3 separate regions of the Mus musculus genome follow, and all the other regions are linked to region 2. Evidence: chromatin loops called from intact Hi-C (ENCODE). Cell type or tissue: left cerebral cortex. All regions are shown on one strand. Links, peaks and the distances in the headings refer to the core of each region. The heading gives the core; the rest is flanking DNA.

What was found. Hi-C counts contacts between places; a loop is a spot of excess contacts. Peaks named below come from ENCODE experiments on the same cell type or tissue, not always from the same donor. Only the 100,000 strongest peaks of a DNase experiment are listed, where the experiment ranks them.
Region 1: a loop joins it to region 2, with 15 times the contacts of the local background. A loop is called at or near these places in 4 of 42 quality-filtered maps.
Region 3: a loop joins it to region 2, with 2.8 times the contacts of the local background. A loop is called at or near these places in 4 of 42 quality-filtered maps.

The regions. Positions count from the first base shown.
Region 1 is chr2:57,694,613-57,705,291 of GRCm38, reverse strand. No RefSeq gene overlaps it. Among named protein-coding and RNA genes, the nearest start is that of Gm25388, 46 kb to the right of the region's middle. In left cerebral cortex, for the core only: a CTCF peak has its summit at 6,290 (motif pointing right); a DNase peak (open chromatin) is centred at 6,347; H3K4me3 peaks cover 384 bases.
Region 2 is chr2:57,608,540-57,619,218 of GRCm38, reverse strand. No RefSeq gene overlaps it. Among named protein-coding and RNA genes, the nearest start is that of Gm25388, 40 kb to the left of the region's middle. In left cerebral cortex, for the core only: no CTCF peak of the experiment used is centred there; DNase peaks (open chromatin) are centred at 4,582, 5,010 and 5,795; H3K4me3 peaks cover 1,867 bases; H3K27ac peaks cover 861 bases.
Region 3 is chr2:57,100,063-57,110,741 of GRCm38, reverse strand. It overlaps Nr4a2 (nuclear receptor subfamily 4, group A, member 2), which reads left to right. Exons shown (of 8, transcript NM_013613.2): 4 at 1-105; 5 at 465-628; 6 at 1,477-1,679; 7 at 2,003-2,181; 8 at 2,330-3,516. The coding sequence ends at 2,586. Among named protein-coding and RNA genes, the nearest start is that of Nr4a2, 9.6 kb to the left of the region's middle. In left cerebral cortex, for the core only: no CTCF peak of the experiment used is centred there; no DNase peak of the experiment used is centred there; H3K4me3 peaks cover 753 bases.

The DNA.
Region 1 (10,679 bases), core at 1,811-9,810, 85 kb before region 2:
GCAGAAGAGCCCCCACACCGGGGAGTTTACATGGAGTAGCATAGCATTAGTATCCTCTCTGTCTCGAATACTCCATTTCCTCTTACACTCGTATTTGCTCCCCCCATATTCATTTTGTATACATTCCTAGTGATGTTTCAGAAATAAGATTAAAGAAGAGAGTCGTCAGGCTACCAGTATCATGGGATAATAGAATTGTCCTCCTCTTGAATCTGCTCCTGAGTCATTCTAAATAGGATTCTGTGAAATGGAATGGATGGATCAAAATACCTCAGCTAAGGACCCAACTCCATCCCAGTCTCCTGAATTCAGGAGTGAGAAGAGCTTTGGCACTAGATTTTCCCTGAAGACAAACATTGTAAGACATGTGTTTAATGACTTATCTGTTACCTACTTCGAGGTAAACAGTTGCTATGCTTGACCTTTGCTGGGGATTTTAACGTATTCCTTGGTTTTCATCCCTGAACATCAGAGAACATCAGAGAAGGCTTTCCTAATAAGGTAAACACTGGGCTCTGGCTTTCCCACTGATTCCACTGATAGAGAACTTGCATTCCAACTTTTTCTTGTACCTTGCATACTCTTTTCCCATTCCTTCCATCAGGCCAGTTAGGATGAATTTAGCCATACAGGATGATGCCCAAAGAAAAAGCAGGCAAAACGTGCTTCTAGTCAGTCATTGTAAACTAGAAGCTTATCAGTATGATTTAAAACTGTAATAAAAGAAGCCAGAAGTTTAAAAACCACCTCAGTGACTCCATTTAATTATGGGAAACTATTTATTGGATCCCTTATAACAATAGCTTTAACCTAGTAAAATCATTGTCCGATATCTAATGTATTGTGGCTTAAGAAGGTACAGCTTATCTGAGCCCTTGGGGTTTGGTTTGAATGCCTTCTTACCCTGAAGAGGACCCGTGGGAAAGGCTGACACAATGTAAAGGGCTGGCTCGAACAACCCAGACATCAGAGTGTTATGAAGAATATTTTTCAGAAGCAGTGATGACTGTCTGGAAAACACCTAACCTCTATTACTTGTCCCTTCTGTGACAAGGGGCATTGATATTGAGTCATCTCATAGACCTCTCACCAGGCAAAGACACAATGATCAATTAGACAATGGCTGCAGAAGGATTAGTCCTTTGTTGTTGACACTGTCTTAGGAGCTCACTGTCAGAAGAAGCAACCTAAAATTAAGCACCATGAAATTAAAACAAAGAATGTAACACTTTATCTATTCTAACCATGCTCCTCGGTAGAGCATAATTTCAAGCATATATGACTGTTAAGAGCAATAGATTTTTGAGTTCAGAAAAATTTGTGCTTCAATTTATACATATGTATACTCTTAAACCAATTGTGTAGCATTCTCATAAATTCTCATAGAATTTATTTGCTTTATCACAGTATGTCTTTCACGGGGTCTTAGGAAAAGTTGAACTGCATAAGAGCCTTCAAAACCGTTATGTACTTTTGTAAGGAATAACATGTGTCTTATGTATATTGAATTGACATGAGATTTTGTTCCTAGAAATACAGCTATGAACCCGGGCGTGGTGGCACACGCCTCTAATCCCAGTACTTGGGAGGCAGAGGCAGTCGGATTTCTGAGTTTGGGGCCAGCCTGGTCTACAAAGTGAGTTCCAGGACAGCCAGGGCTATACAGAGAAACCCTGTCTCAAAAATCTAAAAAAAAGAAAGGAAAAAAGAAATACAGCTATGAGTCCTGTTAGATATATATATATTGTTTCAAGAAACCATTTTACTGTTAAGCATATCCTTTCCAAATTCTGTTTACAAAGTTATCTGACTTGCAAAGTTTTGTAATATATATTTTATCAAATTAGTAAAAAGTAAATTCTGAAAGAAGGTATAGTTGGAAATTATTTGTAAAAATGTTCATGGCCACCAATTCTTTGATTTACTTCTTTTTCCTGATGTATTGAAATTTATATCTATACACACAAATCCTTCTAACATGTATATATATACACACATATATATACATACATATATATATAATTTTTATATATGAACACCTATGCATGTGTAAATAGACTATTTCATAGATTACTATATATGAAACTGAGCTCACAAATATTTAAAATACAGGATAACAAACATAAGAAGGTTGCATGTCTATTAGTCTCCTTGATTCTCCCACTTATGGGACACAGACAGCCAATCTCATGCATATCTCCTCTCAAAGAAAGGATACCTAACTCAGCCCACTCTCATGTAACCAGCCTCGGTGTTGCTTCTGCTAGCTTTTTGGAGAGAGGTCGTCCTGCTCAGGGAATATGTGCCTAAGCCACTCCTCAAGGACCCAAACTGAAGGCCACTGTGTTCATCCTTCAGACAAGCAACACTTATAACTTTTTTGTTTCCTCTCAGGACACTTGTGGTTAGGCTGTTTGTTGCTGTTGATGCTGTTTTTCTCTTTCCATCAACTGCGTGGCTCTCCCAAGATAATCATTTCCCCTTAAGCAATTGCTCCCCTTCGAGAACACACAGAGAAACAATGACCTCAATTATGGTTGATAAGCATTCATGAGACACCTGTAATAAAGAGTGAAGTGGGGTCTCAAATTGTGAAGTGAAATTAGACACTATCACCAGCCAGAACCGTGCACCTGAGAGCCCTTCAAAGTGCCCAGGAGTCCCCTTCAGAATCCCCACAACAGGCTCCACCCACATCCTCATCCTCCTCTAATTAAACCTGCTTTCCTCAAGCTGCAGCTTCTCAGAAATAGCCCATTTCAATTTTATTATTTTTCTCTGGTGTTTGATTACCAGTTTGAAAACAGCCAGGCATTTTAATAAATCTCCTCTGAAAATGTAAGACCATGTTTCCAACAACATTTTGAAGGTGGTGGCAGGAAGATCGTAGTCAGAGATTTGAGCCACCATTATTGCACCGTTGCTGGAGGAAAATGTGTCTACCCTTTCAGCGATGTATTTAGGAAATGTGACTTGCAGAAAGCTCATGCTAAATAAGGCGCTTGTCCACAAGGTTCCTTTGAAAAGCACTGGGACTCAGTTATGTTGAAGCATCAGAAGGACTAAGCGCTTGCAATGAGAACATGCAAATTCTCCACCAGCCCAAACAATTTTGCAGTATCTGCTCTCAAAACTCCATTTATTTTTTTTTCTTCACCTGCTCTAATTCTTATACAAACTGGGTTCTTAGTCCAGAAGACCAAATTAACACTAACAAAGATAGACAAAGAGAGCGAAAGGAAACTTGAACGATGTAAAAACGGTCAATTGAAATAATGACTCTAATAAAGCATAAATATGTACAGATACTGCAAGCATTCTGCTGCTTGTTAAACATCTAAAAGTATTTCAAAAATCGGGGAGCTGAAACTTTGCAAAGAAATGAGACAGTGTTTTATAGAATACTAATAAAATATTGTGTGACTCATGTAAAACAAAAACAAAAACAAAAGACAAAAAACAAAAAAACCCTGTGACAGCATCCTTTCATAATACCCTGATCCCTCTTGTTTTGTTTTACCTGCCAGAGAGATACGGTGTACAACAGATAAATAAATAAAAATTTTAAATAAAAAAGAAAAGTGAAAGATGCTTTTTAGGTTTTTGCCATTAGTCTGAGCACTGTTTGACTGACTGATTAAATGATAGCGGTAACGTCCGTTTATGACATTTCGCATTCATTTTAGCCTAGAAAAAAAATAAATGCAAGAAACATCATTATTTATAACTTGAGTATCATGCTGGAAAATGTCACTTGAATCTTGCTTGAATTATATTTCCTATGTGAAAATAAAACAGCTACACAAGTTATTCTGTATCCACAGTGCATGTCTGTCCACGTTGGCACTCACAAAGACAGGGGGCAAAAACGCCTGTCTTTCCATATGAAAAAACCCAGCAACCATACCAATCTTTGTTTTGTTTTGTCCCGGAATAAATTTCATTTCTTCTTCCACCCCCCCAATTATGCTGCTGGCCTCAAAGGTCAATGAAGACATTCATGCAGAAAGACATAGATGACTACAGGGAACCAATTCTTTCTTACTGTAATAAGGGCTTGCATATTTTGGCCAAGAGAAATTTGCACAAGCACATATTCTTCTACAGGTAATAGTAAGCAAATTCCTTAGGTTCAGAGGGGATTTCAGTGAAAATATGCTCTAACAGGACGATGCTGTCTGGCAAGGCTTACCTGGAATGCTGTTTGTGTTTGGTGGCAGACCTATACAATTGCTTTTGCCACCTATGTGCCCCTCAAATACTGCCACTGGGAGATTAGATTCCATCCCTTCAGGTATGAATCCTGCAGAGGCTGAGAGGCACAGTGTGGAGAGGAGCCCCTGGATGTGGGAGCGATAAATGTCAGTGTGATCACGAAGGAACAGGGACATTAACGGATGGCTTTATTTGTCACTGTGAAGCAACAGCAGTGTTTGTTGTAGCAGGAATCGAGAACACCGAACATCTTTAGTCTTATGGGACCAGAGACCACGTAAAATACTCTTTGGTTAAGATTATGTTGCACTTCATCATCACTCTAATCAAGAGTGAACAGAACGACCCATGCTCAGTTTCAATTGTATGGTGTTTTCTATACAGCTTAAGGTTCTCTGTGCTAGTAAGGAGTGTTGCTGGGTTGAAGTTCCATTCCCTATAGTTTAAGGTACTTTTTGCAATGACTTATTTGGTGGCAAAAACCAGGAGGCATGAAAGGACACAAAATTAGAACTATGGCTGGCTCCAGTTCACCTGTACATGCAACAACAACACCCCCCCCCCCAGAGACAAACATGAGCTGTGTCTCCAGCCTCACTGTCCATCAGTAAGACCTGCCAGCCATCACAGGACCCTTATCTACCTCATGGAGTTTCTGCAAAGGTAAAATAAGGTGACTGATAGGAATTCAATATGTAAGCTTTCTCAGTAAGAGCATCATTGGCTGACTTAAGGCAGTCCAAATTGGTTGAAAAGAACCTCAAAGTGGTTCCTTGGAAGTTTTATTTAGAACTGTTCTCAGCTACTGTAGTAAGTCACACATTGGGGGGGGGGTCGTTTATTTGTTTTTGTTTTTGTTTTTTTTTTCTTGCACATAAATCAAGAAAATTTGAGGTAAGCATTAAATTTTAATTTTTTTTTTTTAAAATCTCTGCTTTGAAAATGGTCCTAATATAGTGATGTGGACTTTCTAAGCCACAAGAGTGAAAAGAGGGTGGAAAAAAAAAAGCTGAAAAGGACATCTCAAGAATGGAATTACTTAGTTTACAGTTAACTTTTCACTTTCAGAGAAGCATTGTCGTCTTACCTGGTATTATATTTAGGGAGTAATAAACAAACAAATGAAAAACAGGAGTTAGTATTCTCCCTCTTTTGTGAAGTCAATGTTCTCAAAAACTATTAAAGAAACATAATGACCTTGCTTTGACCTGGCCCCTAAAAGGACCAGGATCAATAAAAGACAGGTGTCATCCCTCACAAATGTTTTAGCAAGGACGGTGATGTAGAGTCCTGGAGAGAGAATAGCACACCGTTCTAAACTGGCTCAGCCCATCTGCATTTGTGGTGGGTATCTCTATATACCTAAAGTTTTAATTAGAAAATTCCTATAATAAGGGTTTGGCAAGAGCCATCCTCTAACTTACAACAGAAAGAAGATTAGAAGCAGTGACAAGGCTGAAATTATTCTTATTGATAGAGTGGTGAGGGTGCCTTCAACTTGAGTAAAAGTAATTAGGTTAACTTTATTTCTTGCCTTGGCAGCGCCTTCTCCCTTTGTTGATGTAATCAAGCCCCCTTTCCTTCACTGCTCTAAATCACTGCAGAGTCCTTAGAACCAGAAAGCACAAAATGCTTGCTGACTAAAGGGCTCTATTGAGTGACTTCAGCTCCCGCTGCCTGAGGACAGACTGCATATTGAAGCATAAGAGGGGAAGGGGGTGGGCTTCAAAAGAATTAGCGCTTGCTTTATTTGGTCACAATCTGACTCCTACATGATTCTGATTTTATTGGAGAAGACTTGAAGCTGTCAAGGATAAATTAAGGAGTAAATAATCCCCCTGTCGCTGAAAAGGGACCACAGAAAGACTGGGGTCTCGAGGTTTCTTTGTTAGCACGTCCCGTCGGCTCTTTACTGTTGAGATTGTTGTCAGTTTTCTAGACACAGAAGTCATCTCCTTCTTGCTCCATGCTCTGTTTTGGGTTAGTTTGTGTCATTTTTCTTGCAGTGGAAAATTTCTGTGTCCTGAAGAAATGCTTTCACCTGCCAGTGAGGTAAACACAGTATGCCCTGTTTTACCAAAAGAGGGCAATGTTGCTGTGCGGAACCTCCTCGCTCTGCTCCAACTGGGTCCCCAGAATGGTAAATAATCGCCTCTGTCTGTTCCCTTTCACCGCATAACAAGTTTGCACATGTCTCTGCGCTTTGTAGTTAATCTGGACTTTGTAACTATCTGTCCTACCTATTAACGCCATCCACTCCCAAATTGTTTAAAGGGTAATGCCTTTCACTCCATGCGTGACTGGCACACGCGGGCGGAAAAGCTGTCTCTGTAATTCTGCTCTTTTCTCTATGCCATTGATAGACAAGAGGAAAAACAGCCTGCTTTATGAAATGTTGAAAGGCGTGTCTACTATCCTCCTATTCCCAAACATTCGGTCAGCAAAGTGTCTATTCTTGCTCTCCACGGGTAACCAAACAGAAAAGCCAAAGTCGGGGGTGGGGGAAATTGTTTTCAGGAAACTTACTTGAAAATTAGCCCTTGTTCTATTAGCTAAGACATGAGTGGAAACTAATACCAGGATGCAGATGATAACTGGTTAACTGGCAGTCGGTTTCTTTTGTGGAGTCTCGGGTTGGTTTTGTTCAACCCCCTGTCAATTCAGGCCTTTATGAAAAACTTGCTTTCTTCAGGAAGATGCTAAATTGGTGTTAGTTCTTTTCTTTAAAAAGGATGGCGTGTCTTAACCTTATCCTGCTTCTGCTTTAGGGTTTTATGTATTTTATTTATTTTGTCGCTCCTTTAAAGACTTGTGATCTGATTGTTTCTTGGAAAGTACAATTTAGCTCTTCCCTGGACGGCTTGTTAGAGGAGGAGAATTCCTGGGGTGTTTTTGGTGAAAGAAGGGACTCTCTGGAGAGTGCTTTTGCTCTCTTAAGTCCCTGCGGTACATTGCCACTAGAGCAACCTGCTTCCACGTTTAAAACACCTCCTAGCTCATTTCCCTACATATACATGTTTACCCTTATGTATAACACTAATCTTGCTTTTGTTTTTATTAGTGATTCATGTTTAAAGTTTATTAAAAAGAAAAGGCTGTAGACATTTTTCTTGAGCATTAAATAACACTGATCTCATTTTCTACAAAGCTGTCACTAGTCATTTTATCAGAACCAAAAATCAAAAAAAAGGTATAAACCTCATCATCATTAAAACTAAAAAATAAATTAAACAAAAAAAAAAAAAAAAAAAAGAACTAGGTTCAGAGTGATAAATTCTTGAAGGAAGTGGAGGGCTTAGAAGAGCCTAATGGTGTTTTTCAGTTTCTAAAGTGCCTCGTGTTCTTATATTTAACTGGGCTTCAAAGATTTAAGTAGAATCTATCATCCTTGGGACATCAATAAAACCCAAAGCAAGCCATGGCTGCTGTAGGCGCTCCCAGGAAATCCTTATTTAACATTGACTTCGTTTACAGTGGCTCTGTGCTTTCATTTCCTCTGAGTTAAAGCCCACAGTCTCATTTCTGCTTCCTTCCCCTACAACTCTCCGTGTATGTACATGAGACAGTCTACATTATTAAAAGAATAATAACTGTCTTGCAGGTTTCTGAACCCAAGATTGTATTTTCTTTCTCAAATATTCATTAAAAAAAATAGAGATTCTATTTTATTGAAAGTGCTCTTTAATGAATAGTATTCCTGTTTGCGTACACGAAGGAGCTTCCCGGGCCATTCCCTGACAGTAATTGTGGTCTGAATTGAGAACATACAGGAACGGAGCGCAGTTAATGGCCACCCTGTGGATTGAGCGCTCCATTTTTGTCATATCTGCCTACATTTTAAAATGCAGAAATTAAGCCAGGAAAGAGTTAATTATGTTCCCGTATCAGGAAACCCTCAATGAGCAGTCAGAGAGAAGAAGGCTTTGTCTTTGATGCAAAACAGAAATTTCAAAGACCCTGGCAGATGATAGTATATAAATAGTAACCAAGCATGGTGTGTGCCTCTGCCTCTGTGTGTGTGTGTGTGTGTGTGTGTGTGTGTGTGTGTGTGTGTGGTGTGACTTGAGAACAGGAAATCTTCTAGTAACTCAATGTACAATATTAAAGAAAATAAATGAGCCTGGGGCACCTTTTAATTTCCACAGAATTTGAATGAATAAACAGAGTTAAGTTGTTTTTTTTTCCAACCAAACAGCACCCTACTGTTTATCTACTCTAGCTTCATCTTTGCTCACTTGATAATTTACCAGCATGAAGAAACACAGCTGTCACTTGAGTAACATTAGAATGTTTGGACCCAAAGGGTCCAGACAGAAGAGACACGACCATAGATGGAATTATCTGAGCAAGATGGGGTTTTCAACGAACAATTAGATTTTTGCACTTTGTAAGATGTAGGAGTATAAAGGCTTTATTGTTAAATACTTGGCTTGTTAGAAATGGAATAATAATTTAAAAATACCCATGCAACACTACACACATGTGTGTATGCACGAACACACTCTTAATCACTCTCTGAATCTGATTATATCCATGTAGTGGTGAATTTGCTTAAAAAGCAAAAGGCATATGTAAGCAAGAACAGATATTTAACTTGTCCAGGTCTTGCAAAGGGGAGGTTAATATTTGATTCTAAAACATTTTTCTTGAAAATAGAATGTTTTAAATGTAGAGAATCTCATAACATTTTTCAGCTAATTTTTAGATGATTGGTGTTGCTCCATCACTGTCTTCATTTAGTCTGAAAAAAACACTCACACATAAAGCTCTGATTTCTGACAATAGTCCCTATCCTATTTGATGGACTGGCCACTGTTGTGGCTTTATGTAAAGCCATAGTGTTCTGTAGTATAGTTTTGAAATACCAGAAACAAGAGCCCTGGCAGACATCATGACAGTGTTTTGCATATTTAGTTTAAAAGTATAACACTTGCCCAAATAATTGTTTGACGATTTCTTTCTTTCAGCTAACTGAATTTTCCTTTGAGAATTGGCCAGTTAGGTAGGAGCATCAGACTCCTTGGTAGAATACTCAGCTTAGGGGCTTATTTCAGCAATGGCAAACTTCTCTCTGGGAAGCACAGACAACTCCAAAATCCGTGTTTGAACTGACAATATTTTTAAGTGGAAATTTTGTATTCAAATAAAAAGAGTTTTACTACATGTTCCCAATTTTTTTCAAATTTTCCCTGATACAGCATTATACACTTTTATTTTGGAAATGTGACTTGAACATGTAAACAAGCTGATACTTTTAAATAGCACAGCATTCAGTCCTTGCAGAATTAATGAGATTATACTCTCATACATCACCTGCATGATGTCCAGCTAAATTCTGATGCTCTCATCCACAGGGTTGAAAGTGCAGGATGAAGAATATCACATTATCATGTTCATGTCAGTCATCCTGAAGAGTTGAAAAGTCTTATTTGGATCTTTCACTGATCAAGTGTCATCCACAAGATATACTGACAGTGGAGGATATAAGAAAAGGGTCACAAAGATAACCCCACTGATTTGCCATTTAGTGATGAAATTATTACTTTCCTAAGTTAGACCAGTGCATACCATCAGAGTGGGTCACAGTAGCAGGCAGTGCATACCATCAGAGTGGGTCACAGTAGCAGGCAGTGCATAACTTCAGGCTGGGTTACAATGCCAGGGACTCTTTCTCAGGGCTTGGCTATGAGGTAAGGGCTAGATGCAGGAGAGGAAAATATTTAAAGATAGAGTTATGGTTGATTCCAGAGGCTGTGGAACACCAGTGACTGTGCTGACATCTCCATGTTTAACCCACAATGGAGACTTTTATACTTCTTTATGTATTAAGTGGTAGAAGACACTCGTCCTTTTTTAAACCATTATCATTTGGAAAGTTAAGAATTAAGAATAAAGCACAACCTCGAGAGGGGCTTTTCTGAGAATGAACTGGAAAGTAAAATTGCACAAAGATGACAGAACACAAAAGGAGAAACAGCTGTGTGTGTTTATAGGTGTGTGTGTGTGTGTGTGTGTGTGTGTGTGTGCAAATAGCTACACATACAGAAATTTGTATTGCAGTTTAGCTCCAACCACTATTAATACTTACATTTGAAGCCATTCATACATAGCTTTAATAACTGGTGCAATAAAAACATAATGTGGAGTGCTTCAAAGTAAGGTTACATAATTCGTTTTTAATCTATAGAGGTTTTTGGTTCGTGTATAACTGGAAACTCTTTTGTCAGTGTTCCCAAATCATTATCTAACAAGCTGGATTGTTATTCCTGGTTACAAGGCAGTGACAACAGTTTATCCTTTGCTGCTATTTTACAGCTTTTATTCTAATATGGATATACGAAATTGGAGGTGAAAATGGTTAATTTAAAACTTTACATAAAATGTATTGGCATTTCCTAATTTTGATGAATTTTATATACTTTCTTAAGAAAGTAGAGCAAGCATTGGCTACCCCTAAAGCATAT
Region 2 (10,679 bases), core at 1,127-9,126:
TGCAGCTGGAGCCATGGGTCCCTCCATGTATACTCTGATTTAGTGATTTAGTATCTGAGAACTTGACAGAGGTGGGGGGTGGGTTCTAGTTGGTTGATGTTGTTGTTCTTCCTATGGGGTTGCCAACCCCTTCAGCTCCTTCAGTCTGTCAAACTCCTCCACTGGTATTCCCACACTCAGTCCAATGGTTGGCTGTGAACATCTACAGCTGTATTTGTCAGGCTCTGGCAGAGCCTCTCAGGAGAGAGATATATCAGGGTCCTGTCATCATGCACTTCTTGGCATCAGCAATAGTGTCTAGATTTGGTGTCTATATATGGGATGGATCCCCAAGTGGGGTAGTCTTTGGATACCCTTTCCTTCGGTCTCTGCTCCACACTTTGTCCCGGTATCTCCTTTAGACAGGAGCAATTCTGGATTAAAAATTTGGAGATGAATAGGTAGCCCCATCCCTCAATGGGGACCTTACCTAACCTCTGGATATGGTCTCTATAGGTTATCCCTCGGTTTTGTTGGGTATTTCAGCGAATCTTGTCCTGGAGTCTCTTTCTTTCCTGGCATCTGGGACTTTCTGGTGGCTACCCCCAGTTCCCCATCCCTCACTGCTACCTGCATTTCTTAATCATGTCCAACTCTGACAGCTTTGGTGGGCTCTTCTTAATAAAGCAAAGATTGAGAAAGCAGAATACTGGCTTTCCCATCCTCTTCCCACATAGCTATTCTAAGTTTAATGCTCTGAAATTAATAAACTTCACAGTGACTTGTTTTGTTTTGTATTTAATTTCCAAGGGAATTTTAACTTCATGACATCCTTATAGGATTAGTTGTTCATATTATCCCTACAATTTCAAATAAGAATTTTGTTTCTCAAAACAGTTCAGTAGTTTTGTCAGAGCATTATGGCCTCATGTATTTTCAACACCTTCACGCATTAGGGTACTGGTAGGATGCTTGTAAATCTTATCCCCATCCCAGCCAAATGCACAGTGAGTATGTGCACGCATACACACACACACACAAACACACAAACACACACAAACACACACACCGACACATACACACATACACTAACAAGCAAACACACATACACATACAGACACACATACACACACACACACACACACACACACACACACATTTTCCCAGGAACTGTAGCAGTCTTGGTTATCAAAAGATTTAACCCACTTCCTACACAGGAAAGGTCAGTTTAGGGAAATCTGTCCCTTCCCACATCAGAAGAGCCTTGGGAAATTAGAATTTTCAGTGACCTTTAGGGGAACAGGAATCTTCAAGACAAAAGTCAAGACCTGGAAGCCAACTTGCCAAGTATGCTCCCGGAAGTGCTCCTGACCCATAACCGTCAGTTTTACAGCTGCCCACTCCACTTTAATATCCTCCCTGAGACTCCTGTTCTTGGATCAGAGAGGAACCAGGTACCAGCCAGACAGAGAAAAAATCATGCACAGGAATTAAAAAGTACCTGTTCATAGCCTGAAAGTTTGTAAAGAAAGTACTGAACACAGACTTCCCATCACATCAAAAGGAAAATTTATGCATCGCCTTTGAGTTCAACTTCTCCATTAAAGCTTTTTCCCTATAATCTAGGGAGTTCTTATCTTGGTGACTTATGGTGTTATGGAGGGGCTCATGCATGGAAAATGTCAATAGAAATAGTAACTCTGGAAGGGAAGGGCCTCCTAATTAGTCCCCATTTAGATTTTATGATGGCTTTGAGATCTGCTCATCCTGACAGTGCGCACTGTGGTTACATATTGTTCTAGCCTGAGGGAACCATAGGAAAATCCAGATTTATTGTACCTATCATACCAGCATATTTCATTTGCCATTATGAGCAGCCATCTCGCAATGATGCAGGAGTATTTATTACAGATTAAATTGTAGGACCTGGATGGTTTAGTGAGGTTCTTGAGGTATCATTTATGTCATTAACTGGCTCATTATCAGATCTGCGAATCTCCATTCTTTTCTGAGCTTTACATTTGAGCATGGAGGCGTCCAAACTGGAGCAGATTCTGGGCTGTCTTTTGTCGTGGCAGGCAGGAAGTTTGAACACAGACAAAGCAAATCGCTTCCATCAGCCCCCGTGCTGTTGTTTCACCTGACTGCCTGCAAGGTCTTGGCAAATCTCTCTTTAGTACGCCTTGCTGGGGGTCAGGGCAGCAGGGTTCAGTCTGGCAGGTAGCTCCATTCAGTTCAGGTGCTCCTGTAGCTGGGGTGAATGAGGGCGGGGAGGGAAGCTGGAGCCGTGAAGCCGTGGGGATTTACTTTCGGAGGTGGCTAACGCTAATTAGGTTAGGAGTGCCTGACTGCCTTCTAAAGCAGCCTCCAGTTTTTCTCCTCTGATAAATAACCCCACGTTTGAAAAACCAGGAAGGGGGAAGAGAAGGATGTGAGAAATGTAATTGTGATTATTTAAGAAGTTAGCTGTTCTTCCGTGCTGATTATCTGCAGCGAGGGAGGGTTCAGCTCCTGCCCCTGGGACTGCATTTTCAATCCACCCGGATAGCCGGGCGAAGAAGAGTCACCGATGACCGATCAGAATATACTTTTTTTTTTTTTTTTTTTTTTGGTTTTGTTTTGTTTTTCGAGACAGGGTTTCTCTGTATAGCCCTGACTGCCCTAGAACTCATTTTTAAAGATAGAAGAATACTCTTGATGAAGACAGACTGGGGGAACATTTTCAGGAAAGACTCAAGAGCACAGTGTTTACCCCTAGCCTCTCTGCTTAGGTGTCTGTCTTCTATTTGCATTGCGTGTTTGATTCCAAGTGGGGGACTTTTGTTGTCGGTGTTTGCCCTATTTACTCTCATATATTGCTTTTTCATGAATCCCAGGGAATGGCATTTAAGTTGCTGTGTTCCTTGGTATTAAAATACTCTCTGATGCAGGCACAAAAGTACCTATAGAAACGCTGGACTCGGATTCACAGGTTATCTGGGGGAAGAAATGCCTGGTGATTTAATTATTCAACATAATTAATTCAAGGCATAGACAATAGTTGCTGGAAAGGGCTCCTTTTCACGAAGGAAAATCGCAGGTAGAAGCTATTATGCCTCATTTTAACCAGTATTTAATATGATATTATACATGTAGATCTGAGACAACAGAATCCTGGGTCATTAATAATTGCATAGATGAGCCTTTATAAGATAGTTTCCTTTTTCCATTTATAGTGCTAAATGAAATAATTTTGGTATTAACTACTAACAGCAGAAAAATGTACAAACCAGCTCACATACACAACTATCCTGCTAGATCCAAAGCCAGTCAAATATGAAATGTCCTGCTTGAACTAAAATAAGTGGTATGGATTGGGCAGGCATTTTTGGTCCCACCTTGAATTGGCAGTGGTGATGGACTAGGAAGACCCAGACTCCTAAGATGCTACTGAGAGGCCTCTCCTTCAAGTCAGCTCTTATCAAAGGGGGATGTCGGCTGCTTCTCATTTTTTACTTGTTGCTTATACGTTAGAGTTAATGAAGCAATGTAGAAAGGTCAGAAGGAAACATTTTTACTTTTTTCCTGCTAAGCAGAATAATTGAAAGCCTTGATAGCAGTGTTGTTGCCTCTGTGTTGTTATAGCAAGAGGACGCTGCCCCCAAGAGCCTGACACTTTTACTAAAGGAGACTTGGTAACAAGGCTTCTGTAATTTCTAATTTGCCTTTTGTGAGACTCATTGTCTCTCCCACATATTGTTTTGGATCACATTGAGATTTTTTTTTTCTTTTTTTAGCTTGACTCTGGGAGTTTTTGTTTAATTTGCCTTACTTATATCAAAGTTGAAATAATTCTAAATTACCTCTAACTTGTATCTAATAGGAAAATCATATAACTTTTGCAAAAAAAGAAAAAAAAATCAAGGCAACGTGTTAAAACCTTCATTCCTTACCGCTCCCTCTCCTAGCTAAACCTTTAAATTAAGAAATGTCGTTTGTAAGCAGAATAAAAGTTGCATATATACAAAATTTCTGATCTCTATTTATGTTTGATTCTGGTGCTGTTAGCAATTCATTTATTCTCAAGTCAACCTTTTAATAACAGTGGAGTACTAAAATAAAGCATTAAGTAGAGGAATACCCTTAAAATACTGTGGCCATTCAGATTTATGAATCCTTTTCTTTTTCACCAAACATTTTAAGACATCATTTTTATACGAAAGCAAATTTAAATACTGCCTGTTTTCACACAAGTGCCGTGCTTAAAGGGACCGTCCATAAGCACAACGCTTGCAGAGCTGTTTGTGCGGTCCCTTGAGAAGTGCCTTAAGCAGATAATTACGTACATGTGTGTATATATGTATGTATTTGTGCTCCACAATACCTGAGTGGTTAGCCAATTAAGCAGAACTTAGCACTAAATGAGTCATCTCTTGTATTTGCTGTATACTGCGGGCACTCTTGAATAAATAAGATCTGCGCTGCTATAAATAGGCTCCTTGAAAGAGGAGTCTTCTCTTGCGCTTTCTTTGTAATGCTCCTCTCCCGGTCTCTGCTTGGGTTTTGCTTTCTACTCTTAATATTGAGCCTGCTCATTAATCTCCGTCCTTTTCTAACGTTAGTCTAGGCTGTTCTTGTAGCTGTAGCGCTCATTGGGTTGCCGTAGGAACAGGAGAGCCGAGTAAATATGCTTATGGAAAAGAAATGACTCCTAATTAAATGTGAATAGCATTTATAAATTGCCTAGTTCTCACAAAATGCAGAGCATAATGTGCTTTGATGTACTTCATTAGTACACGGCACCTATATTTTAAAAATATCTGCTAGTTGAGAAAACCAAATTTTAACGCAAAAGTGATCTTTCGGTGCTTTCGTTTTCCTGCTGACTATAAATCCTGTAATTTAATTCAGATATCCTTTTACTGCATTTACATGGCAGAAAAAGACATTTGGTTGGCCTATGAAACTACTGGAAACCTTCACTGTTCTCTAACCAACGTATAATTCCCCCCACCACCACCTTTTTTTTTGTTCAGAGTACTGCATTTCTATTACATTTTAGACAATAAGGAACGGCTTGCACGTCCAGTCCAAACCCAGGTAGGCAGTATTTTCACATCACACGGTACTGTGGTCTTTGCCTGCCTTGCCTATAAAATCAGGACTTTTGTGTGAACTACAGAGCCAGGTTTCTTTTCGGTCACTGGGCAGCCTTACTTGTGCTTTGTAGGGACAAAAAGCACCTCTCACCCTTTCAGAGATGTGAAGGTCCCCAACTTCAATTATCACTCTGCGTGGTCACAGCAGGGAACTCACAAGGTCCACGCGTGATTTTGCACTTGAGGGGTGGAGTTGCTATGTTTCCTTGGGGGAGCTGGATCTTTGGAATTTACTTATTTCCAAACAGCTGGTGGAGGTCTCCACTTTCCCAGGCATAAGATCTTTCTATCTCAATTCTGTCTGTAATCCAGGATAGACCGGGCCACAGCTTTGCAAGCTCCTAAATTTCACTAGAGTGCTACTGCACCCTGATGATTTCTTTCCAAAGATCTTTATTCTAGAAAGGACCCAAATCACTGGCTATCAAAATAGCAAAGAAAAATACACATCTAAGGTTGTTTTTATTTTTACTTTTCTTAATGCTATGAATGACCCACTTTACATTTCTCTTTGTTTCTCTAAGAGATATGCGCATATGCTTTCCTTCTAGTCCCTCTTTCTGGAAATCTTAACAAATGATCCTCTATTCAGATGAGACCAGACTCACAGGGCAAGAGACTGAGTGAGTCGCTTCCGGGCGCTTGTGTTGTCTGAGCATGCGCAGTTGACTAAGTTCGGCCGCTTGTTCTGTGGGTGTGATTAACATGACTTTTTCTTTTGATTGATTTTCAGCAAAGCGTTTGTTGCCAAGCTATGTGCCAAGTCGAGGGTAGTAAAGAGGCGATTGTTTTTATTCCCAGAAGTTGCTAAGTTCTGATTTATTATTTCTGTTCTAGAAAAGGAGACAAGTGAGTCAGATGGTGCTTAGCATTTAATACATATTAGATTCGTGCTATTTCTAATGAATGTGATTATTCTATAGTATTTTGCGTGGATTTAATTTAAAACAGCATGGATTTAATAATGTCTGATGAATAAAATTAAATCACGGGCATTTTGTAGGCTTTCAATAAACGCATATAGAATTTAATTGAATAACTTTAAAATTATTAATCTTTAAGTAAAACTTGATTCTAAACTTTCTGAATTACATTTAGACTTATAAGCACTATAGGAAAAAAGCTTTCTAAATTAACTTACCTTATTATGATTTTAATGAATTAGAAAGACATTATGAAAAGCAATTCTGCCCACTCATCAGTAAATTGTGGTTGTTTTTTTTAGAAAGAAAAAAAAAACTCAAAAGGAAAGAACATACATAAATGGTCCAGTTAGACTCACAATATTAATTTCTACTTGTGTGTTTAGATAATATTTTATTCTGGCTCTGCTGTCAAAATATTTGCAATTCTAACTGAAATTTATAGCAAACTATTCAATAGCTAATGCTAGGGTTTTTTTTTTTTGTTTTGTTTTTTTAACCATGTGAAAAGTAACTGCACTGAACAGTATTTAAGTGTAGAAAGCAACACAAAATGTGTTATGTGTATGACCTCTTTATTTTTTAAGAAACCCCACAAGAAAGCATAAACAACACCGGTGTTCAGATGAAGAAGATGAACGTGGAGAGATAAATACTTTTTCTGAAGCTTTGGGGGACAAAGCCAAGATTCAGATCTTAACCAAATCCCTGTGCTTCAATGCCCCCTCACTACACTTAGTGTTGTTAACCTCAATTTATTTTTCTTGTGTGATAATTTACCCCCACAATCTAGTCTACGATATCATCTTCAGCTAATGTCTATGTTATTCTTCTCTCCCTGTTTTTTTGTGATTAGTGTCCATGGTTTAACTTTCTTTAACTCTGTGAGGCTGCACCTTGGGAAACTGGTACCCTTGAAAACCCTCACAAGGTATGTTGCGATCACTGGGCCTCATCCTGCATTGTCTTCTCATTTTTATCCTTGAGCAAACCAGAAGCCCAGTGTTAGTGTGCCACTAGAATTCACATCTTTTAAAGGTGTTAAAAAAAATACCATACTTGAGAGTAAGTGTTTCAAGAGATTAAAAATATTCATGTAAAGGTTGTGTTTGTCCTAAAAGATGGATTTTTTTATATTAAAAATAAAATAAAACATTGATTCTTAAACCCATTTGAGGATTAAATTGTTGATTTGGAATAAGAACAAACATCAGCAAACATCCATAATGTTATGGCTTCTGAAGTTCCATCTCTCACTTAGAAATTCAAGTGACTCTCTCAGAAATGCCTTATGCAGAGCTCCTCTACCCCACAGGTACAGAAGTCAGTTTGAGAGACTTTGGAAGTTGCAGTGACTCTTATCTCTAAGCACCACAAAGTACTATAAGCAGATTGTACAGTTGCTCTCCTTCTTTGTCCCAGACACTCATCAGAAGAATAACATTTCAAGATTGGCTTGTAGCCAACTCAAGACTCTTAAACAGAAGTAATTTTGGAGTGCATTTATGTTCTGAAATGTTTGGAGATATTTTTGCTAAGCTTTATAACTTGCATTTTTAAATTTTCCCTGATTAAATGAAACCAGTAAGTATTTGTATCGAGCAACTAGGCTATATCAACTGATACCTGGTCTCAGTAAACAAACAGAACAGGGTTCTGCCATGAGAAGACAAGAATTAACCTCATGGTATCCCAGCCATATGACAAACAGTAGGTAAGGTACACTGTCTCTTTACATTAATTTGTTCCATCTTAAAGATAAATGTGTGACTCTCTTCTGATTATCATACGATGTACTACAAAGATCGTAAGACAGACACAGATCTGTGAAAGAGGGGAGAACTCTAACAATCTATAATTAAATATATCTCCTATGTTGTATCTTATCATTCTCTCTGGGTACTGGACCCTGCCCTGCCATCTCCTTGTTTTCAAGGCATATTCTTGCTTTTTTATTAGATATTTTCTTCACTTACATTTCAAATGTTATCCCTCTTCCTGGTTTACCCTCTGAAAATCCCCTATCCCCTCCCGCTCCCCCTGCTCACCAAACCACCCACTCCCACTTCCTGGCCCTGGCATTCCCCTACACTGGGGCATAGAGCCTTCACAGGACCAAGGGTCTCTCCTCCCATAGATGACCCACAAAGCCATCATCTGCTATATATGCGGCTGGAGCAGTGGATCCCTCCATGTGTACTCTTTGGTTGGTGGTTTAGTCCCTGGGAGTTCTGGGGGTACTGGTTGGTTCATACTGCTGTTCCTCCTATGAGGCTACAAACCCCTTCAGCTTTTTGGGTCCTTTCTCTAGTTCCTCCATTGGGGACCCTGAGCTCAGCATCCACCTCTGTATTTGTCAAGCACTGGCAGAGCCCCTCAGGAGACAGCTATATCAGGCTCCTGTCAACAAGCACTTCTTGGCATCCACAATATTGTCTGGGTTTGGTGAGTGTATATGGGATGGATCCCCCAGGTAAGGCAGTCTCTGGATGGCCTTTCCTTCAGTCTCTGTTCCACACTTTGTCTCTGTAACTCCTTCCATGGGTATTTTGTTCCCCCTTCTAAGGAGGACCGAAGTATCCACACTTTGGTCTCCCTTCTTCTTGAGCTTCATGTGATCTGTGAATTGTATCTTGGGTATTCCCAGCTTTTGGGCTAATATCCACTTATCAGAGAGTGAACACCATATGAGTTCTTTTGTGATTGTGTTACTTCACTCAGGATGATATTTTCTAGTACCATCCATTTGCCTAAGAATTTCATAAATTCCTTGTTTTTAATAGCTGAGTAGTACTCCATTGTGTAAATGAACCACATTTTCTGTATCCATTCCTCTGTTGAGGGATATCTGGGTTCTTTACAGCTTCTGGCTATTATAAATAAGACTGCTATGAACATAGTGGAGCATGTATCCTTATTACATGTTGGAGCATTTTCTCGGGTTATGTCCAGGAATGGTAGAGCTGGGTCCTCAAGTAGTACTACGTCCAATTTTCTGAGGAACTGCCAAACTGATTTCCAGAGTGGTGTACCAGCAGCTAGAATGTGAAGCAGTCAGTCACTTTGCATCCACCGTCTGAAGCAGAGCTATGAAATGATACTACACATAGTTAGGGTGGGTCTTCCCACCTTCATGCATCCAATTGGTAAGCTCCCTCACAGCCATGTGCAGAGGTTGGTCTCCTTGGTGATTGGAGATCCTGTCAAACTGACAATCAATATCAGTATTTCTGAATATTTTTAAAGCTTACTAAAATATATTCTTATTTCAATTTTTCTAATAAAACAACAAAGATTTTGTTTTATTTTCAAGTATTTTTACTTTTGTCTTTTAGTTCCTGAAATCATAGAAAGGTTTTGAAACATGTTGTAAATTATCATAGACATATTTCATAAACATACACATATATGAAGGGGTGTGCATGTGTGTGTGTGTGTGTGTGTGTGTGTGTGTGTGTGTGTGTTTCAGAAGGCAGGAAAGGGCCCAAATGTTCAAATTTTTTGGTTGGTTTTAAGTGACAAAGAATAAAATTTGTTGACTATATTTCAATCCTTATTTTTCATCCATTGAGCCCCTGAGGTTCAGACTGTAAATCACATGTCAGCTATTACATTTGTGTGTGTGTGTGTGAATACCTCTCTCCATATATGTGTGCTGTTGGATTCCCTGGAACTAGAGTTCCAAGCGGTCATTTCCGCCCCCCCCCACACACACACACACATACACATGATTGCTGTGAACCCTCTGGGCTAACTCTCCAGCTCCAAAATCTATTACTTGACTCTTATTCTACTGTTGCATTTTTTAAATTTATGTGCTTCTTGGTGTTCCTTAAAATATGTGGAAATTGCCTGATAAGAGCATGCCCTGTACCATTCATTTGCAGCCAGTCCTTTGACCCTGTGAGTTCTGCATCCTCAGATTCAGCCAACATCAGACCCAAAATACTCAGGAAGACTGATTCTTTTGAACATTGGGAAGTTTTCTCACCACCGTTTCCTAGAATTTACATTGCATAGGGCATTTTATATCATCTGGATGTAGTTGCAGTCTCTAAAGCCATTTTATATAAGGGACTTGAGCATCTGGAAATTGCTGGGGATTCTGATGGGTGACTGTGTTTTGTCTTCAGAATGTAACTGGTCCTGTTCTAAGATTAACAGGAAGCTGGATACAAAAAATTCTGTCCTGAAATATTTCCAGCAAGTACTCCTCACGGAACATCTGCCTCAACTGAGGGGCTTCCCAGTGTAAAAGACTTCTGAACAGACATTCGAAGCAACAAACTTGAAACAAACTCTTTCCTTCTCAAAGAGAAATGTAATTAAATGTGTGTATATCTATATTGGTTTGTGCCAGACAAATAACTTGAATTTGTAGTTCTTAAACTTATTTTTGTAATGTGTGTGTGTGTGTGTGTCCCAGTCAAAAGACTACTTGCAGGAGTTTGTGCCTTTCACCTTTGTTTCCAGGGGTTAAACTCCTGTCACCTGCTTTCATGGCAAGTGCCTTTACCCACCCACCTAGCCATTGTGACAGCCATCTAAATTTTTTTTTTTTTTTTTTTTTTGCTTTTTCAAGAAAGGGTTTCTCTGTACAGCCCTGGCTGTACTGGAACTCACTTTGTAGACCAGGCTG
Region 3 (10,679 bases), core at 1,739-9,738, 510 kb after region 2:
ATGTGTGTTTAGCAAATAAAAACTGCCCAGTGGACAAGCGCCGCCGAAATCGTTGTCAGTACTGTCGGTTTCAGAAGTGCCTAGCTGTTGGGATGGTTAAAGAAGGTAGGTCGAGGCAAGTTGTTGACCTTCCATTTCACGCCCCTGAAAGTCCACCAGCTGCTTGTGGACTCCGGTCCCTGCCTTACTCCCCACGCCCTTGACTCCAGGATTCCACTGCTAAATGCCCTCCTCTAAAGAAAGCCACCCGGCCCTCCTTGTCTTTAAGTATAGGACCCAGTTGGAGGAAGGTATAAAATAACCCGCCATTTATTAATGCTTCTCGTCAGTAAAGTCTTTAAAATCAGAGGAGCCCTGGACCACCAGGTTGGGCTTCTTCCACTGTTCCCTCGGGGAGGAGGCCGTGAGGCAGCTGAGTCTGGGCTCAAGGGAACAGCGTTAACCCTTGAGTAATTCCTTTACAGTGGTTCGCACGGACAGTTTAAAAGGCCGGAGAGGTCGTTTACCCTCGAAGCCGAAGAGCCCACAGGATCCCTCTCCCCCCTCACCTCCGGTGAGTCTGATCAGTGCCCTCGTCAGAGCCCACGTCGATTCCAATCCGGCAATGACCAGCCTGGACTATTCCAGGGTAAGAAGCCGGTGGTGGGGGAATATCAATCATGTGGACAAGCCAACAAATGGGCAGGACCCTCTCCCTATACCCAGCTTTAGCACCCCCAAACTCAAGGGTAAAGGAGGAACAGCAGAATACATACTTCACAACTTTGGGCAGGTTTTCAGGAGACAGGTGGTGCTGCTCAAAGTACAGACCGGAGAACACACCGGAGGGGTTGAATCTTTGTGAACCATTATTGTCCGACAGTCCCTCCAGCTGCGGTCTGGAAGGCAAAACCTAGACAGTCTAGCCTTCCTTCCCAAGTCTACTTTACGAAGTTACTAGAATACATTCCCCTCCCCCTTGACTTGTCTGGGGCCAGGGAGTGAAAAGAGGGGTGGAAGGGATGGCAATGGGGGGGGGGGGTTGTCCCCGGGTCAGGGATCAAGTGGTGCAATTCTTCTTTTACTCCAGCTGTGAAAAATGTGCAGGCTTTGGGCAGAGGGAGTGTGGCCAAACCTAGTAGCGACTGCAATATTATTAAGCTTTGCAAAAGGCGCCTCCGTGCAAGACCCACTCTGGGATTAGCATGAATACTACCGTGTCAATTGTTTTGTGGCGATAAGACTGAACGTTTCCCAGGGCTGGATGGCACTGTATTTAGTCTGTATGGAAATGGTAATTTACATATTTAAAGCAGCGACCTCATAGCACCGTCCCTAATTGAATTAATTGCCCCGGAACATCTAATTTCCTTACTGGTCAGAGAGAGGTTTAATTGTTATAAAAACCTGGCTCCCCTACTAGAAACGGGGTTAGCAATTTCACGGGTTATATATTTTAGAGAACCTCATTAAGTGCTTTTTAAAATGAAATTCCAGTTCCAGGCAAACCCTGACTATCAGATGAGTGGAGATGATACCCAACATATCCAGCAGTTCTACGATCTCCTGACCGGCTCTATGGAGATCATCAGAGGGTGGGCAGAGAAGATCCCTGGCTTTGCTGACCTGCCCAAAGCCGACCAGGACCTGCTTTTTGAATCAGCTTTCTTAGAATTATTTGTTCTGCGCTTAGCATACAGGTAATGAATGAGGCCTGGAGGAGGGATCAGAAGTAAAGGAAAGGAAGAGAAAAGGGTTGGGGTTGGAGGCAAGATAAAAACAAAGCAAAGGTGAAGAAGGGAAGGAGTGAGCCCAGAGCCTTGGGTGACCGGAGTGGTGGTGGGATAGGGGAGTTCTTGATTGTTATGAAATTAAACCCTTTCAAGGTCCACTGGTCTACATTTTATTAACTCTTCAGTAATTAGGTGCCTCTTAAATCCCTCATTTATTGCTCTTCAAGTAATTAGTTGTTTAGCTTCTCTCTCTCTCTTTTTCTCCCCTCTCTCTTTGGTATTAATTGCAGGTCCAACCCAGTGGAGGGTAAACTCATCTTTTGCAATGGGGTGGTCTTGCACAGGTTGCAATGCGTGCGTGGCTTTGGGGAATGGATTGATTCCATTGTTGAATTCTCCTCCAACTTGCAGAATATGAACATCGACATTTCTGCCTTCTCCTGCATTGCTGCCCTGGCTATGGTCACAGGTCAGTACTGCTGGTGCAGGACACTTCCCCTTCCGAACTTCCTCTGGTGGGACCGGTCATGGCTTTCCCTAATCGCAGATTCTTTCTGATTCTGCCATCTGACTAACTCCCCTCTGCATTCTTTTGTTTCTGGTTGCATTTTCTGCAGAGAGACACGGGCTCAAGGAACCCAAGAGAGTGGAAGAGCTACAAAACAAAATTGTAAATTGTCTTAAAGACCATGTGACTTTCAATAATGGGGGTTTGAACCGACCCAACTACCTGTCTAAACTGTTGGGGAAGCTGCCAGAACTCCGCACCCTTTGCACACAGGGCCTCCAGCGCATTTTCTACCTGAAATTGGAAGACTTGGTACCACCACCAGCAATAATTGACAAACTTTTCCTGGACACCTTACCTTTCTAAGACCTTCTCCCAAGCACGTCAAAGAACTGGAAAGAAAAAAAAAATAACATCCAGAGGGGGCTGGTCACATGGGCAGAGAGCTGGTTGAAGTGTCCAGTTCACCTTATCTCCCTTCTGTAGACCCCTAGCCCTCACCCCTTAAGTAAACAAACAAACAAACAAACCACAAATAAAAACTGTCGCTATTTCCTAACCTGCAGGCAGAACCTGAAAGGGCATTTTGGCTCCGGGGCATCCTGGATTTAGAAAACGGACAGCACACAGTACAGTGGTATAAACTTTTTATTATCAGTTCAAAATCAGTTTGTTGTTCAGAAGAAAGATTGCTAATGTATGATGGGAAATGTTTGGCCATGCTTGCTTGTTGCAGTTAAGACAAATGTAACACACACACACACACACACACACACACACACACACACACACCTTAATGGGACCCTCCTATTTTGCCCTTTAACAAGACTTCAAAGTTTTCTGCTGTAAAGAAAGCTGTAATATATAGTAAAACTAAATGTTGCGTGGGTGGCATGAATTGAAGGCAGAGGCTTGTAAATTTATCCAATGCAGTTTGGCTTTTTAAATTATTTTGTGCCTATTTATGAATAAATATTACAAATTCTAAAAAGTAAGTGTGTTTGCAAAAAAAAAAAAAGAAAATAACTACATAAAAAGGGGACAAGCATGTGATTCTAGGTTGAAGATGTTATAGGCACTTGCTACTTCAGTAATGTCTATATTATATAAATAGTATTTCAGACACTATGTAGTCTGTTAGATTTTATAAAGATTGGTAGTTATCTGAGCTTAAACATTTTTCTCAATTGTATAATAGGTGGGCACAAGTATCAGTACATTGGAAAATCCTGACAAAAGGGACACATAGTGTTTGTAACACCGCCCAACATTCCTTGTTTGTAAGTGTTGTATGTACCGTTGATGTTGATAAAAGAAAGTTTATATCTTGATTATTTTGTTGTCTAAAGCTAAACAAAACTTGCATGCAGCAGCTTTTGACTGTTTCCAGAGTGCTTATAATATACATAACTCCCTGGAAATTACTGAGCACTTTGAATTTTTTTGTTTTTGTTTTTTATGTCTAAAATTGTCAGTCAATATATTATTTTATGTTTGAGTAAGAATTTTAATATTGCCATATTCTGTAGTATTTTCTTTGTATATTTCTAGTACGGCACATGAGATGAGTCACTGCCTTTTTTTCTATGGTGTACGACAGTTAGAGATGCTGATTTTTTTTTCCTGATAAATTCTTTCTTTAAGAAAGACAATTTTAATGTTTACAACAATAAACCACGTAAATGAACAGAACTCTGTCTTATTTCTGGGCCAGGAAAATGATTACTAAACAACAGGTACAAGAAAGAGGCGAAAGTGGAGACTGATTTGGGGAGGTCACTTACAGGACATCTGAATTTCAGACTGACAGCCTAGATCCATTGTGGCAAAGGGAAGGGTGTCACTAAACTAATTATCCAGAGAATTCATGCAGTGTTTTTTTTTTTTTTTTTTTTTTTTGTTTGTTTTTTTTTTTTACTTTGCCTGAATTTTCCAGTCTGCTGACCTACATTTATCAGAATCAACTTAGAATATCTTACTCTTGTAAGTTTTGAGTTAAGTGCAGCTTAGGAGACCAACAATCTGAACTTTTCCAAGTTGGGAATCTTGTGAAGTTGGGGGGGGGGGGAGGGGAACAGCATTCCGAAGTTTGTGCTTGGAGATTCAGAAAGGCAGATTTGAATTCTCTTTTACTTTATCTTTGCTCTTTTCAATTCCTGTGCATGCTTCTATGAGTGTGGGACCGAGCACTCCAGGCCTTCTGCTGGAGTTCTGAGTCAGCCTTCCCACTAGAGCTCTGGAGAGACATTTCTTTTTTCCCCTCCTCTGGTGGGGAGTGATGAGGTGTGCTTTGAACTTTTAGAAACTTTCCACCTTCTAATTATTTCAGATTAAAAAAAAGATCCTTGTCCAGTCTTGGATCTAGTTTAAGCAAATTTTAACATGAGGCTCTCGTATTCCATTCAGAATCAACTTTCCGTGGAGGAAGGGGCCCGAGTTCTCAGCTGATCTGGCTTTCAACCAGGTATCCTTGGGCAGATGGTAGTCCAGTTCTGCCTGGGGCTGAATTTAAGGAGAGATTTAAGATGGGTTGATCCTGCTTCATGACCCTGGCTAATTACAGATAGTTTGGGGGTCACCGAAATTTACAAACAAAGAAACAAACAAACAAAAAAGGTCTTCATTTAAAAAAATGGCTGTCAGAAGAGTATCCTGCCGCCAGTTTACCTGGTCTCACTCCTTACCCTGTCAAAACAATTGTTTTATGGTTGGCAAAAAGAGACAAGGAAAGTCCCCTGTGGTAGTTTAAAGCTATTTTTACTGAATGGGTTTCTCTCTGAGGGGTAAAGGGAATCGGTCATATAGGGTATCAAACAGGACATGTCCAATTTTCTAGTGTATGTGTGCATTTTTAAGATCAGACCAGCGACTGCATTTTATTTTCACATCTTATTTTGAGTCAAAACCACAAACTCTTAAGTAGACAGAATGAGCTCTTCTCCCAGGTGTCTGCGCCCGGAGACAATTACATTTTACTGCAGAATCCCTTAGAGTTGAGCCCAGAAATGAACCCCCAAGGCTGATTCTCCCCAAAGGACTCCGCAGGCATCATCTGAGGCCAATGACGGCGTCAGGGAAAAGTGAGTCTCTGGAGACTTTAAGAGATCCATGCTTTCCTTGTCTCCGTACTGCATCTACTGGGCTGGATTGTGATTCCTAGGTTGTCCCTGGTAAGGTTTCTACTTCAGAGTCACATTCTATCTCGGCGGCTCTTACCCACCAAACGTCTTCTCCGCCCCCCCCCCCCCCCCCCCGGTCTTCAAAGGTTCTCTCTGCTCACAACTTTCCAGTCTTAGTCTTTCTTTCTAGAAATATAGCCCAGGAAGAGACACAGACTCTTTCTATGTTGTCAAATCAAAGTGTATAGAATTTCTTCAGGAAGAGGTCTAACTTTATGATGAGGGATTCCTAGTCACCTCCGTTGCCTAATGACTCTTGCATGTCATTTTCGGAGTGTCATTTCAGCAGTAGACAATACGTGGTCATTGTTCCAATGTCATGACCATCTATACACCCACTTCTCAGATCTGAGAGATCTATTTTAAAGTCTTCGTTGTCCACTTCCACATTGAGAGGTTGCCTAGAACGGCCTGGCTTTTTGGAGAGATGGCCTTAATTTAAAGCAAGAATGGATGAGCAGTTCTATTGCCTGGTGTTCCGTGGCTTCCGCCTTTCTGCTATCTGGATTGAGGGTCATAGTCTTTCTGGGTTTCCTGCTCTCCCTCGCTTAGACTTTTGGCTTTCTGAAACTGGCCAGAGGGTGCTTAAGAGGAGTGTGTGTGTGTGTGTGTGTGTGCGCGCGCGCGCGCGCTCCCAGGGTGGGCACACACACACACACACACACACACACACACACACACACACGCTCAAATTGAATCGCCGCCGGTGCTGATTATCAAGAGATGTGCATGGTCCAGAGAAAGAGCATCAAGCCACACCCACGACACAGACCTTGCCTTGATTACTTCTTTTTTGAACCAGATTGGCTTTGTCTCTAGAGTGTTTGGGGATTCTATCTCCTAAAACACCAGGGCCGCTAATACTCTATTTATAGGGGTCCAACAAAGAGAAAGATTTTTCTGACAATTTAAAAAAGTCACTCGAAGGTTGAATTTCACGTTCTCTTAAGAATGTATTGGCTTTGAGGGTGTCACTTTTCATACTCAACTATCTAACTATTTTTTAAACCAAAACATCCTCAGTGAAGAAATAGATACAAGTAGGAGTGCACAAGCTAATGATGCCTTCCAATTTCTTTGTAATATTTTGACCGAAAAGTTTTTCTGTAAGGGGTATATTTCCATCTCCCCAGATCTAATACTGCGTAATAATACCGGAGCACTCCCAAGGGCGCAAGCAAGTCGCGCGTCTTCCAGCCACCAGCTCCAGGCGTTGCTTAACTGTGCACTCGCACCCGAATCTTTTTTTTTTTTTTTTTTAAATCCATCGTGCATGCCGCAGCGCCGGTGTGGCTGTGGAGAGAAAGGAGTGAGGGTCTCTCGGGCTGACCTCACCTCCCAGGGTGGGATAGGCGTTTGTTTGTTTGGTTCCGAGTCCTCTGCAAGAAAGGGGACAGATTCCCTTAAGGTGAAAAGGGGACAGGAAGGCATCTAGCCCGGAAATCCAAAACTTTCTTCCACTGTTGTTTTTATGGTTGAATAAAGGTCTGGGAAAGAGTGTCTTTTAATATGGTCTCTTCTGAAGTGGGCTTCAAGGATCGAGCCCTCCCCCCCCCGCCACCCCCCCCCCCCTCGTACCTGTCTCTGGTATGGGAGGATGTGAACTATTGCTTTCTAGGCGGGCCTGGAAGTTTCTCAGCAACCCAAACTTCCCCCTCCCCCTTCACCCCGCAGACCGCACTTGTAATCCCACTTGGAAGCTTCTCTGTTGGGGACTTTCAGCGGAGGGACTGATCTGTCCCTGCTTTTCTCAAAAGTCTCAGCTAGGTCTCAAATAAGAGCATATGCCTGCTAGACACTGGGAAAGCCTATTTGTCAGAATTGCGGCAGGAGCAGTTACGTTTCGCAGAGGTGAACTGACTCGATATAGGCGGATTTTATTGATAAGGCAGTATAAGAGATCCAAATAGGTCATCATTTAAAAATTAATTCATTCTTTAATACTAAAGCAACACACGGAAATCCGCGTTTGAATTTTTATTAGAATCCAAAGTTGAATGGCGGTGATGTGAAGTGACTTCCCTTTGGTTTGTTGTCCGAGCGAGCTGGAGCCACGAGGTCCAAGGTCTCATGGACCTTTCCTTAAGAAAAGTTTCACTTCTTTTGACGTGGCCCCTAGGAAGCGGTGGGCGGGCCTGAAAACCTAGTCCTGCCAAAGCCTCTGACGCGCTCGCAAGCCAACTAGAAGTTGGGCTCTGAATACACACCCCGCTTTAGTAGGTCGTGCTGTCTAGTAGGTCTTCTTCTTTGCGAGTGATGTCCAGGCCCAAGCAAGACTGGACAGGGCGCGTGTCTGCAGTTACCCACAGGAGAAGATGGATGCGCCAGCCAACACACCTGCTTCGCCCTGGTGCGTTTTGGAGATGAGTTAGTTTGTGTCTTAAGGTTGCACCGAGAGATATTCTGGACACCCCGGGACAGAATATCTGTTTCCTTTCGGTCTTTCCCAGCTATTCCCGAGTCTTCCTCAGGTGTGTTACCACCACACAAGGCCGAGGTCGCCATAGACTCTGCGTTCACCTCGTGGCCAGGTTGGGTGCGTTAGGGCACTGAGGCCCTGTGTCGGTGCGGACTAGGCGCCTTCTCCTTGCGCCCGCATCTGAGGTCAGTCTCCAGCAGCCTTAGGGCGTGCCCTACAAAACTCCCTGGAGAGGACATTTTGCAAGTGGTCCTGACTCACATAGGGGCGTGGCTGGGAAAGTTGCCCGCATCCCCACGCCGTACGCGTGATGTACACGTGTGTCCACATCCCGATGCAACAACGGGCGCGCGCGGCCGCGACCCCCCCCCCCCCCCTTTCCGGTCCCCTTCTACAAGCCTAAGGAGCCGGAGGCCGTTGCGCCTGGAGGTGTGAGGGACTAGCCTCGTGGCAGGATGGGGCAGCGCCTGGAGCGGGTCTTTGGGGCCACGGGGAAGGCCTTCTATGTACGGGGCCATCCTCGGGGAAGGAGGTCGGCAACGGCGATTCAACCCAGCTTTTGCTCGGACCCGCGTTTGCTCGAACCCGACAGTGTTTTGCAAATGGTGGCATCCTAGGTCCTTGTTCCTTCCCTCCGCTGGTCTTTCACTGTTCTTCCTTATTTCCATCTAAGTGTTTAAGGGGAATAGGATTTCCAAGCCGCGTTCCACTTGTTTTAGCAGACACATGCAAACGCAGGCTTCTGCCTGAGACCTCCCGAGGCAGCAGAGGGTAGCTGGCGGGCTGCACGAGAACTTCACTGGAACAGGAGGGGGCTTCCAGAGGGACTGAGTCTGTTGAGACTTCTTGGCTCGGGAAGCTTAAAGGAGAGGATTGTACTGACAACCTCAAACTAAATTGGAATTTTGATTAGGGTATGAGATTAGGAGAGAAAGGACTCTTCATCAGTGCGTGGTAAGACGGAGTTTTTGAAACAAGACCCTCGAACGACTGGTGGTTTGCAAAGTTATTAGAACTTGCTATTAGGATCCTCCCCTAGAGACATGAAAAATAAAGAGGAGAAATTAAGAGTACTTTCACAAGATAGGAAGTCTAGGAAGTCTCCGTACTGATGCTGAAACTTTTCTTGGGGCACAATATGAAATAATTTATGAGTGGGTCTCCGTTTAAAAGTTTGTCAGCTACTGCTTAAGGACTATCCTGGATGGTAGTCGTGCTGGATGGTGGTGCTATGTGTGAAGCAACCACCACCCCATTCAACAGACCTCGGCATCTCTTTATCCTCTGACCCACTATATGCTTGAAGCCAATTAATTGGTTATCAACTAGGAGGAAGGACAGGGAACATGTGCAGATAGCTACCTTCTCTCTGTTCTTTGGCAGCTTTTCCCTAGTAAAAGAGGGAAGAAGGGTAGAGAAGCCATAGAGGTAGCCAGAGAGAAGGAAGGAACCGCAGAGGACACTCCATTGTCTAGACACTAACCCAGTAGAGTTAAAGTCTGGTAGAAGGAAGGAAGCTGAAGTGGGAAGTGAATGGGATGGACTGTGACCAACCAACCATACTGGAAGGGGGACTGAGGAGTGGAAGAAGGAAATTTGCAGGGTGTATTTAGTTAGAATGTAGAGTTTAAGGCAAGCAGAGACGAGAAGTCTAAGATGACAAAGACGAACAGAATGCTGGATAGCAACAGTAATGTGGATGAGTTTAGAGCAAGAGAAATGCACGTGGCTGAACAAGACCGTGTAAGAAAGATATCCGGATGACACAGGGTGGGTGGGTAAGATGGCTTTAACAGCAGTATTTGAAGACCATGTGGCTTTGAGGAGAGGAAGCCTTGCATTAATGGGAACCACTCAGAAGCTTCAAGTTTTGTGATAAAAGAATAATTGAAAGGAACAACACCCTTGGCATGAAATTTTGTACCCCAGGCCATGCCACTGCAGCTTGAGATTGTTCGCAAACAGTTTTCCAGTTGGGGTGATCTGGACTCCTTCAAAGACTGGGGCTGTTGTGGGAAGCAGAATGAGATAGCAGGCCGAGGTTTCATCCCACAGTTTTTGAGATTCATCCATTACAGTAACATCTACCTACCACACGTTTAAGTTCGAGTCTGTGTGATATAATCCTCTGAACTGTAATCTATGAGGGTCACATTATCTTAATTTTACAGATGAGGAGAAGAAGAGAGCAAAGGAACTCATTCACAAATACCTGGAATTATCAAACTTAGAATTTAGAGTCAAAACATGCATTTTAAAGGCTTTTGGTACTGCCTTTTCACACACTGGGTGGGGATTTCTCATCTGTGGGCCTGGCTTGAGAGGCTATTGTTTCAGGAACGGTTAGCATGCTGACAAGAAGTCAGAGTGGGGTGGCCACAGCACCACAATGCTCCAGTTTCTGAAATGTCTTTCATTTTGAGGTTAGATCTTACCATGTAGCCCAGGCTGATCTTGAACTCAGGATCCCCCGGCCTCAGCCTACTGGGATCGCAGCATGTGCCATCTCTCCCACCTTCTCTCTGACATTTTAAATGAGAGGATTTTCATTGCTTTTCACAACAAAGGGGTTCATAGTTGTCTACTTTGGTAGTCAAGAAAATAGAATGATGGCTGCCCACCTTTATGTCTCAGAGAAAGTCATTGAAAAAGCAGGAAGGATAAAAAAAGCCTATTTCTTCCTTAAGAGGTTTGAATCCTTCTGTGTCTACTATTTGACTTCCAGCCAACTTCTGAACTTCCTGTTAGAAACACGACAGAGCACAGCAGAAAGTTAGTTTGCTGTAGTGCTCTGTTCTGAGCAGGACATTCAGTAAAACCGCAAACCTGGCTTTGTCTGCATTCTCTCCTCTTTCCACTAC